Regions from separate parts of the Homo sapiens genome. Here region 2 is linked to region 1. The links are chromatin loops, found by intact Hi-C in ENCODE. Cell type or tissue: dorsolateral prefrontal cortex. All regions are shown on one strand.

What was found. A loop is a pair of places that touch in the nucleus more often than their neighbours do. Peaks named below come from ENCODE experiments on the same cell type or tissue, not always from the same donor. Only the 100,000 strongest peaks of a DNase experiment are listed, where the experiment ranks them.
Region 2: it touches region 1 in a loop (2.2-fold over the local background); 5 of 110 quality-filtered maps call a loop at or near these places.

The regions. Positions count from the first base shown.
Region 1 is chr13:30,032,297-30,037,296 of GRCh38, reverse strand. No RefSeq gene overlaps it. Among named protein-coding and RNA genes, the nearest start is that of LINC00365, 74 kb to the left of the region's middle. In dorsolateral prefrontal cortex, no CTCF peak of the experiment used is centred here; no DNase peak of the experiment used is centred here; H3K4me3 peaks cover 851 bases; H3K27ac peaks cover 1,262 bases.
Region 2 is chr13:30,103,221-30,108,220 of GRCh38, reverse strand. It overlaps LINC00365 (long intergenic non-protein coding RNA 365), which reads left to right. Exons shown (of 2, transcript NR_046998.1): 2 at 2,526-5,000. Among named protein-coding and RNA genes, the nearest start is that of LINC00365, 3.2 kb to the left of the region's middle. In dorsolateral prefrontal cortex, a CTCF peak has its summit at 2,592 (motif pointing right); no DNase peak of the experiment used is centred here.

The DNA.
Region 1 (5,000 bases):
GTACTTTTTTAGTACAAGTGTACAATATTTGGGACACACAGTAAACATTATTTGTTGTTTATCATAAATTCGAAGTTAACTGGGCATCCTGTACATGGTCTGGACAAGACCTAATCACGAAGCATCACTCAAAGCAGGAGTGCCTGGGAGCCAGGCCTCAAGGCCACCATCAAGGGCCACAGTGTGGGATCAGGGGCCCTGGGTCAGCCCCGAGCACAGGGTCGGCTAAAGCTGCCTGTGGCAGCGCGAAAGGAGACTAAGTTTCTGAGATGATCTGAAGGAGTCTGTACAGTACCGGCCAGCTGTGAATATGCCTCCATCATTTTCATGACGAATTATTTTTTTCTCATTGATTTTCATGCAGGTTGAGTTTTATTTGCAAGACCATTGGAGGCTATTTCGCTTCTTTTGATTTCATTTGTTTTTTTCACCCTGCCTTGTACTCTACTCCTTAGTCATTATGCACAAGCGACGTTCTATCATCATTAGCTGAATGTATTGTGTCCAAACTCACTCTAGGCACAAGCCTTGGGGTGGTTGGCATTGAAGACAGGAATTCTTTCTCCTGATCCCCCGCAATTGCTTTGGTGCAGGGCTGGGTGTGTGAGAGCTTAGGTGGCTATGGAAGCAAAGTCAGAGCGACCCTGTCATTTCTTCTCCCATCAATTCACCTCTTCAGAAATTCATTCAACAAATACTGACCGAGGAGCTACCATGTTGGTTGGTGCATCCCAATCTCAAAGAGAACAGAAGAGAAGCAGGCATGCTCCTTGCCCTTGAGGAAGCTCTATTTCTTTCTTTCTTTCTTTCTTTCTTTCTTTCTTTCTTTCTTTCTTTCTTTCTTTCTTTCTTTCCTTCCTTCCTTCCTTCCTTCCTTCCTTCCTTCCTTCCTTCTTTCTTTCTTTCTTTCTTTCTTTCTTTCTTTCTTTCTTTCTTTCTTTTTTTTTTTTGAGGTGGAGTTTCGCCCTCGTTGCCTGGGCTGGAGTTCAGTGGAATGATCTCAGCTCACCGCAACCTCTGCCTCCTGGATTCAAGCGATTCTCCTGCCTCAGCCTCTGGAATAGCTGGGATTACAGGCACCCGCCACCACACCCAGCTAATTCAGCTAATTTTTTTTATTTTCAGTAGAGACGGGGTTTCACCATGTTAGCTAGGCTGGTCTCGGACTCCTGACCTCAGGTGATCCACCAACCTTGGCCTCCCAAAGTGCTGGGATTACAGGCGCGAGTTACTGTGCCTGGCCAGAAGCTCTATTTCAACAAGTACTTCGTGTGGGGTGCAGGGGTGTCCGTGGGGGGAAAGGTTGAGGGAAGAGGTAGCTATTTGCGACCCGAAACGCGGTGACAGCGAGAGGTCAGTGCTGGGCAGACAGATGAGTGAATATTAATACAAGAGTGTGCAGGTGATAGAAAGTGGGTGTGTCTGAGGACCTGAAAGGAATTCAGGTGGGCCAGAGCATGGGCTGCCAGAAAGCAACAGAGAGAGGAGGCTGGGGAGGAAGTGGGGTCTGTGTCTCCATGGACTTTGTTTTTGATATTTGTATTCATACAACTGGACTCAGGGGTGTTCCTGCACCTGTCGAGCTTTCCTTTCCTCTCTACATAATGAGATTAGGGTAATCAGCCAAGGCAGCCAGCTTTGAAGGAACAATGTATTAGTGGAGAATAATCTGTAAACAATAAATTACTAATACTAATAGACAATCAGTATAGCCTAAGGAGTTTGTTAACGCCAAGTTCTATGAGACACACCCCTCACTGCATGTTATAGAAAACACCAGACTCACACCCTAAACCCACCACGCACGGAGCCTGGCACCCAATAAATTTGGTTGAACTGAATGGAAAAAGTAATTATCAATGTCAGTTGCTAAGGGCTACAGGAGACAGTGAAGAGAAAGGGGAGAGGGTTTTTGAAGGAACCAGAGATCAGTTTGTCAGGGACCACACCACGGTCTTGTCTTAGAAGTTGTAATGGATCGAACAAGCAGCGTTCTGACTTCATACTGAGTCTGCAATTCAAATGAAATAAAGTTCATAAACGGATTCATTCCAACCCAATTTGTTTCGCTTGGTACATTTTAAACTCGATTTGATAAATGCAACTCAATACACAGCAAATAAATTGTTTACAAATCTTATTGCCTACTTAAGATTTTCATCCCTGTAGATACTACAAGAAAAACAAAAAACCTCGAGCACAGGATATCTATAAATATTGGAGACAGTTTATCATTAAATGGACCAAAAGAAAACCCTAGTGAGCATTACCTAAATAAATTCAATTTGTATTTTTCTTCCTTTTTTTAAACCTCATGGAAATTATATACACTCTAAAGAAAAGTATTGGGAATTGGTGGAAAGCTATTTAAAAATACTTAAGACAAAGCGTAATTTAAAATGCTTAGGACATATAAACTTCATTTGGAGGAAAATCAAGCATTAAACAAAAATACTTTCTTACTTCAGCCCTTGTTATTGAAAATCCTTCTAAATTGCTTATTTATTCCACTTTCTTGCTTCAGTGAGTAAAGAACTTTGAATCTATGTTAATCATTCTTTCACAGCCATGGATCTGGTCTTGTTTTGGGCAACATGGACACACGGAACATGATCATGAAACCACAGTTACATAACATCAATCTGAGAGGGATCCAGGGAGATAATGTTGTAATCCCCTATGTTATCAAAGGGAAAAGAGAATTCTAGAGAGGCAAAGGACTTGCATCAGATCTAGCGAGAGCCAGACACAGCTTTCCCTCTTCCCATGCTGGATTCCTTCCACCATTCATATTACACATCTGCGCAGTCACATACAGTGGGGCTGGATCTACATTTATGTAACGTAAGTGCCACATGCAATTCTTTTCTGGGCAGTAATGCAAAAAGGATAATGCAAACAGATACTTGCTTGAAAGTATTTCTGCTCTAAGACAGGAGATAGGGAGGACACTCATGAAGAGCTTCCTGTCATAAATGTGGTTCATTCATTCTTAAAATCTGCCCTCTCTGCAAGCAGACATCCTTTCCTTCTCTGCCCTCACAGACAATGGGCCACTCTCTTCCTTCTCCTTTCTTTCTCATTTGAGCTATAAAAGGGAAATGATACCCTCTCCAGTTGCCTTTTATTTCATGGTCTGCATTTGGGAGAGACATGGTTTGGCTTCTCCACAGACAGACACTGTGTGCCAGGAAGCTTGAGTCCGTTTCCAATAACTGTGCTGCTGTTCCTGAGGGTTGGATGAGGAGCTCCAGCAGCGGATGTCTTCCCTGTCGTGCTACATGCCATAGCCATCCTACTCAAGTGTCTCCCTCTCCTTCCTCTTGAAGGCCCTTCTTTTGACAGGGAGGTAGGGGAGGAGGTGGCTGGGTTTTTGTTTTACTGTGCTATAAATATCACTGACTCATTCACCATTATAGTTTCCAGACCATCCATTCATGCAAGTTATTCATTCTTCATCCAACCAGTGTTTCTTTAACAAACATCTGTTGATGACCTACTTAAGCTAAGCACTGGGGATGCTTAACAATGACTCAGGCAGAGCCCTGCCCTTGAAGAGCGCACATTTTATGGCTTTATCAGACAGAGTGGTGGAGGGAGATCGTCCTTCAAAAGATTTGTCTAAGGAAAGTTTAGTGAGCGGACTACTTGTGAGGGTTGGCAGGGTTAAGGGACCCCATGAGGGATGTTCAGGCCCCTAGGGGTAGTAACTGGAGCAGCCATTGCTAGCCCAGCCCTAAGGGACAGAGGGGAAATAGTGTTATCAGTGCCAGTGGCCATTGAGCCCCAAAGAAGATTCTGTCAAGAAGATCCACCCAACAGGAGCTGTAGCCAGAAAAAATGTCAGCCTTTGCCAGGCTGCCTTTGGCAGGGAAGAAATGGGAGGTGGGGACACATACCTTGACCTCTCTCTCCCCTCATCTTCAGCCTCCTGTGGCTGAACCCAACTGGTAGGGGGCAAGCAAGCTGGCATGATGTAGACTTAGCATTAGCTTCCAGGGCACAGAGCATGCAGAAAAAGGTGGACAGTGCACCAGGGAACCAAGGAGCATAATCAGTAGAGTGTCCCCTTTGTCACCTGTGGGTGGAAGTTGGAGGATTTAATGTGTTCCCATTGCAGTCCCAGCCATGGCTGGTGAGCTCTCAAATGTGTACCACACAGCACTGAACTGGGGAGGGCTCAGTGGATGCATTCGCTGGGAATCATTGCCAGAAACCCACTCTCACACCAATAGCTGGCTCTGGGGTCTGGACCCTTCCTGACGGTCTGCAGATATGAAGACTTACTCCAGGAGCCAAAATAAAGAGGCAGTGGTGTAACCACGTGGGGGTCAGGGAGAGTCTGAACAAAGATGACAGGAGGAGCTGCCTTGGAACTGCATCATAATCACACACAAAATATAACAAGGTTTTGTCCTTGAGCAATTTATAATCTCACTCAGGAGAGCAAACCCATGTGGAAAAATAACAAACAATAACAACAAAGCAAAAACAAAAGCAGTGAAGGCAGAGGCCCAGTAGCAAGCAATTTAATAGTGGTAAATACAGCCCATTCCTCTTCTCTGCTGGCAGGTGGGGCGGCTACCTGCAGACAGTGACATCGCAGTGTTCTATGCTACTTGCTGCTGCCTGCTGCAAACACACACAAGCACACACATGCATGCAGACAGACAAGTGCACACACGTAAGTGCACATGCATGCACACAGAGGTGAACACATGTGCATGCATAAGACACACAATGTATTCACACACACACCCATGCACACACAAACACATGCATATATGCATATATATGTGAGCACAGAGATGCACAAATATGCACCACACAGACACAGAGATACACATGCTCACACCTGCACACACACGTGTGAGCACACATTATGCATGCCCGCACACAACATAAGCTACGTTTCCACTGCTACAGCAGCTTGTGGCAATTTTCTTTATCAGCCTTTGCAAATGAACCCATGAAAATATGAGGGAGAGATGGAGAGGTGA
Region 2 (5,000 bases), 71 kb before region 1:
GTAGCTGCTGGTGATGCTTGGGTTTATAACCTTACCATTTATTTATATCTGATGATTCCCCACTTCCTTTTTTAAAAAAAAAAAGTTAAGATCTTGTTCGGTTGCCCAGGCTGAAGTGCAGTGGTGCCGTCACGGCTCACTGGAGCCTTGAACTCCTAGGCTCAAGTGATCCTCCTGCCTCAGCCTCCTGAGTAACTGGGACTATGGGTGTACACCACCATGTCATGCTAATTTTTAAATGTTTTGTAGAGATGGGATCTCACTGTGTTGCCCACGCTGGTTTCAAACTCCTAGCCTCAAGCAATCCTCCTGCCTCAGCCTCCTGAAGCCCTGGGATTACAAGCATAAGCCACCGCCCCCGGCCAGATCACATGATTCTTTACATCTCTGCTGACAGATTTCATCACTGGTGCTGAGTGCAGGGAGTCCCGCAGCCACTTACACGTGTTGCATTGCCGGGCAATACAGGCCTGTGTGACTTGCTATTCTATGGCTGGGCTTCTGCCTGCAGATGCCTGGTTTCTCCACTGCCAAGGCTCATGGTCTGACACATCCAGGAAATTCAACAGTGAGGATGCAATGACAATGAGTCGTGCATGAGGGTTCCCGGGCCTCGCTCCCCTGCCCATCAGAGAAGGCTTGGCATCTCAGCTGACTCGCCCTCTGCTGCCCTGGGAAGGGGGCCGCCATGGTCAGAATGCCTCTCTGCTTACTTGGGCTATGGCTGGGGAGGAGTTCTTCAGGAAATCTTGAGGAGAGAGGTGCTGGAGTATGAGGACAATAGGTGGAAAGGGAAGGAAATTTAAGGAAGTATTTCTGTGGGCCATGTGTCTCTGTTTCAGCATTTAAGAACGCATATAAGGAACTTCAGTTATTTTGCAATGACTCTTGTTGCTGGGTGGTGATTCTTGACTCCACCATTGGTTGAGTCTTGACTGCAGGCATCGCAGCTTCAGGGGGATTACGGAACACCAGCGCACAGAAGAAGTACACGGTAACTGATAGTTAGACAACAGTCACGTTGCCCCTTGTGTTTCTGGAAACCCTGGGAATAAAGGTGATCTGGCTCAGCTCATATCCTTGGGAGCTTTAGCACACAAGCAGACCCAGAGATACAGGCTTGGATCTGAATCTAGGAGGCCCAGCAGGAATGGACGGGAAAACATTCATTTCTCTCGGAACGTCTCATGAAAGCTCTATTTCTAGGGCCATGTTCACTGTGTATTCAGGGAACTCTGCCTGTTGTTTTCATGTCCATTTCTGTAACTGTCAGAACTATGATCCCATTTTAAAATTTGCCTGAGTGCTTCCTCAAATGCAATGGATAATTTCCTTAACTATACTATTAGCATAAATTTGCATATTTATTTCATAATTAAAATGAGTAAGAATAAAAGGCTAATTACACCAAAATTGCATGAGTCACCATAATTAAAACTGTAGAAAATAATTTTACTTATAAATTTCAAAATCTTGAGTGATCTGTTATTCATCATCGCATGTTCATTCTCATCTTACCTCTATTTCATCCTGAATGCTGGGGTGGGAGGACTCCAGGTACGATGGAGCTGGAATTGGAAGGTGTTCTTGGACCTCAGGGAGACTAGAATCAGATGGAGGGAAGAAAGTCAATCCAATGGATTTGTGTAGAAATCACACCCAAACCAAAGGGTATCAGGCACAGGCATCTTTGGTAGTATTGGCAAGGCTCTAGGTCTCACGTGGGATGGTGGGTTTATTATTATGTTTCATAATCAGATATTGGATTCATAATTGAATCAATATTATTGGATTATTTTAATGTACTGAATATGACTACATTTTTTGAAGAAGAAGATAATGAGCAAATGTGTTTTTGAATTTCCTTCTAACTTCTAATCCATCCTGCTTTATGCCACCAAACAAGTCTTCCTAAAACACTGATTTTAACCATGTCGTGGCCTGAACACAGTCATCAGTGACTCTACCTGTAGACAGATAGAACTCCACCTTCCTTACCTGGCATTTGAGGCTCCCAACTTGTTTTTCTGTGTCTAATTTCTTCACAGAATCTTTCATGAAATAAGCTACCCTCACTGTCCTGTGAATGTGATTTTTGTGTTCTTAATGTTGCACCTTTGCTCACACCATCATCCTCACCTCCCCTGATAACATCAACACTATTAGGTACTTACTGTGTATCAGGCACTCTTGTTCACTAGGAAAATAAAGAAATGGTCCTTATCCTTAGTCTTTCCACGCCCAGCTCGAATACATTCCCATTGATTGATTCATTCATTCAGGACGCAGTATATCTAATCTAGGACCCTGTTCTAGAAGCTGTGAGGGAAACAGGGTTGAGTGAGAACCAGTTCCTTCCCTCCAGAGGCCCCATGCTGGAACTCTGCTTGGTTCCCTTCATGAAACTTTATGCTCTCCTCTCCCCACTGAAGCCCATGGAAATCTAGCTTTTCTCAGAATTTCTAATGGAACAAAGCAAAAACTGACTCAAGTGTTCCTTTTATTTATTTACTTGATTTTCTAAGGTTGGGCAAGATAGAGGAGGAAAGGACTCTACCTCATGGCTTGTCCAGAAGAGGGCAGGGCCACCCCTGCAGCCAGGCCTCCCGGGCCCTGGAGGTAGGAGGGGGACGATGGCCTCTAAGAGCACTCTGAGACCAGGAGCCTGTTCTCTCGGGCCTGAAGGCTTCGCTTCCACTGTTCTACGCTGCCGCCCTGGCCTGGCCACCTCCCCTCCACTGTGTGGCTGGCTTTTCTCTGCCTTCTGCTGCCTGATGGGATCTCCCACTCACCTCCACGAGGATCTGAGAGGAAAGGGTGCTGAGGAGAGGAGCGTGGAGTGGGCAGGCTCTTGATGCCAAGCCAAGAATCTGCATGGCTCATTTGAAACTTCGCAGTGCCCTTTATCTCTTGTTCTCTTTTATGTATAAGCTCGTCTTTCTCCCATACAGTTGTAAACCCCAAAGGGTAGGGACTGTATTCGGTTCCTTATTTATATCCTGTAAGACAGTGACTCTCAAACTCATCAGAATCACCTGGGGAGTTTTAAAAACTTGATTCCTCCAGAAACCATAAAGACCAAAGATTTAAAAATATCACCATATTAAAACAGAATGAAGCAAAATCCTTCTGTAAAGCTAAACAAACAAACAAACTCATGAATCAGTCAGAAGAAATTATAAACAAGGGGAAAACAGTATTTGGAATATAGATGGAAGACACACTAATTTCTTTAATTTGCAACAAATGTCTATAAATAAGAAATATACAAACAACTCAATAAATGCTGGGCCAGGAATCTGAACTGGCAGAACATGGAAAAGAAATACCAGTGACCAAGAAACATATGAAGAGCTGCTCATCCTTCCTCAGAAATAAAGAGACGCAAATCAGAACAATGCCAGACCACTTTTCATGAATCTGATTAGCAAAAATTATAAAGTTTCATGATGCCCATTGCTGATGAGAGTATGGAAGCAGATGCCAGTGAATGCAAACTTGGTGGATTTTGGCACCTGTGTGACAAGGTGGGGCGGTGGTTCTCACACCTGCATGAGCTTCTGAATCACATGATGAACTTTTAAAAACATAGATTCTCTGCGCCCCCATCCCATACTGCCATAAGGCACCCGCGTGTAACTAAGGGCACAATTTGTGAAGTTCGAAATGGTAATAGAGACCAGACTAGTAAATTTCAACTAAAGGAATTTTGTCAACATACATCAACATTTTTAAAACATGAGTAACCTTTGACCCAGCAATTCTACTGATGGGAGCTGATTCTGAAATTTCCCACAGAAGAGTATCAACGTCGGCAAGAATGGATGCCCACAGCAGCATTATTTGTATAGCAAACAACCTCAATGTCCATCAATAGGAACCTGGATAAATAAACTGTGGCACACTCTTAGATCTTTTAAAGAGATTTAGTAGGAACTCCATTTGCTGATATAGAGCAGTCTCTGAGTTATGTTGTGCAATGAAAAAATCAAGCAGCAGAGCAGTATAAATGGTGTAATCCATTTTCCACATAACTTTTAAAATGACACACCATATACTTTGGTAAATGCACAAATTCTTTTTCAATGGAAAATCTACAAGAAGCTGATAACAGTGGCAACTTTGAGGGAAGGATGAGAAGAGAGGTTCTTACCTTTCATTCAGTACTGCTTGATTTTCCTACTTCCTACTTTGTGCATTGATTAGTTTTAGTGGAGAACTTCAGTAAGTGTCATCTGAAAGGTGGAGTTATGGGACAATTTTGGTTTCTCCTTTAGAGTTTTCTGTAAAGGATATTCAATAATTGAAGATTCTCAGGCCATATACCAGATACACCAAGTTTGGGTGGAGATGCTGGCATGGGACTCTAGAAATCAGCTTGTCGTGTGATTCTGCTCATCAGTCAGGTTTGAGACTCACTGCAGAAGATTCTGGAAGAAAAATGCTCTCTTCTCTAGCTCAGGGGTTATGAGGATGAGAGGGTGGGGTGGCTGCAGCCCTTTTGTTTCCATGAAAGGAGAACCTGAATGACCTTGTGCAACCTAAGGTCAAAGAAATGCATGGCTGGCAAGTAAACCACAGAGAGGAACTTGTCCGCTGGTACATCAGTAGGCCACAGAATCATGCCTTTCCCGAAGAAGGACGTCCTGTGTCTAGACTTTTCAGTTATGAAGCCAATACGTCCTCTTTGTTGTTTAATGCAGCTTGAGTTAGGTCTTTTGTCACATGCAATATTAAGAATCCTAACTGATAGACCTCCACTGAGACAAGCTGAGTATGTCTTTATCTCTTGCAGACTGAAATTGCCTAATTTATAAAGTATTTCATGATGTTTGCAAGATAAACCCTTGTCTGCTGCCTTGGGCTACATCTGATGATTGCCTGCAATATTTCTGCCTCTAGAAATGAACTGTCAAACCAAGAAGTATGTCCTTGGAATGCATCCTCCACTTTAGCAAAAGAATTATGTGTTTTGTTTGCTCTTCATCATGTAACTCTTG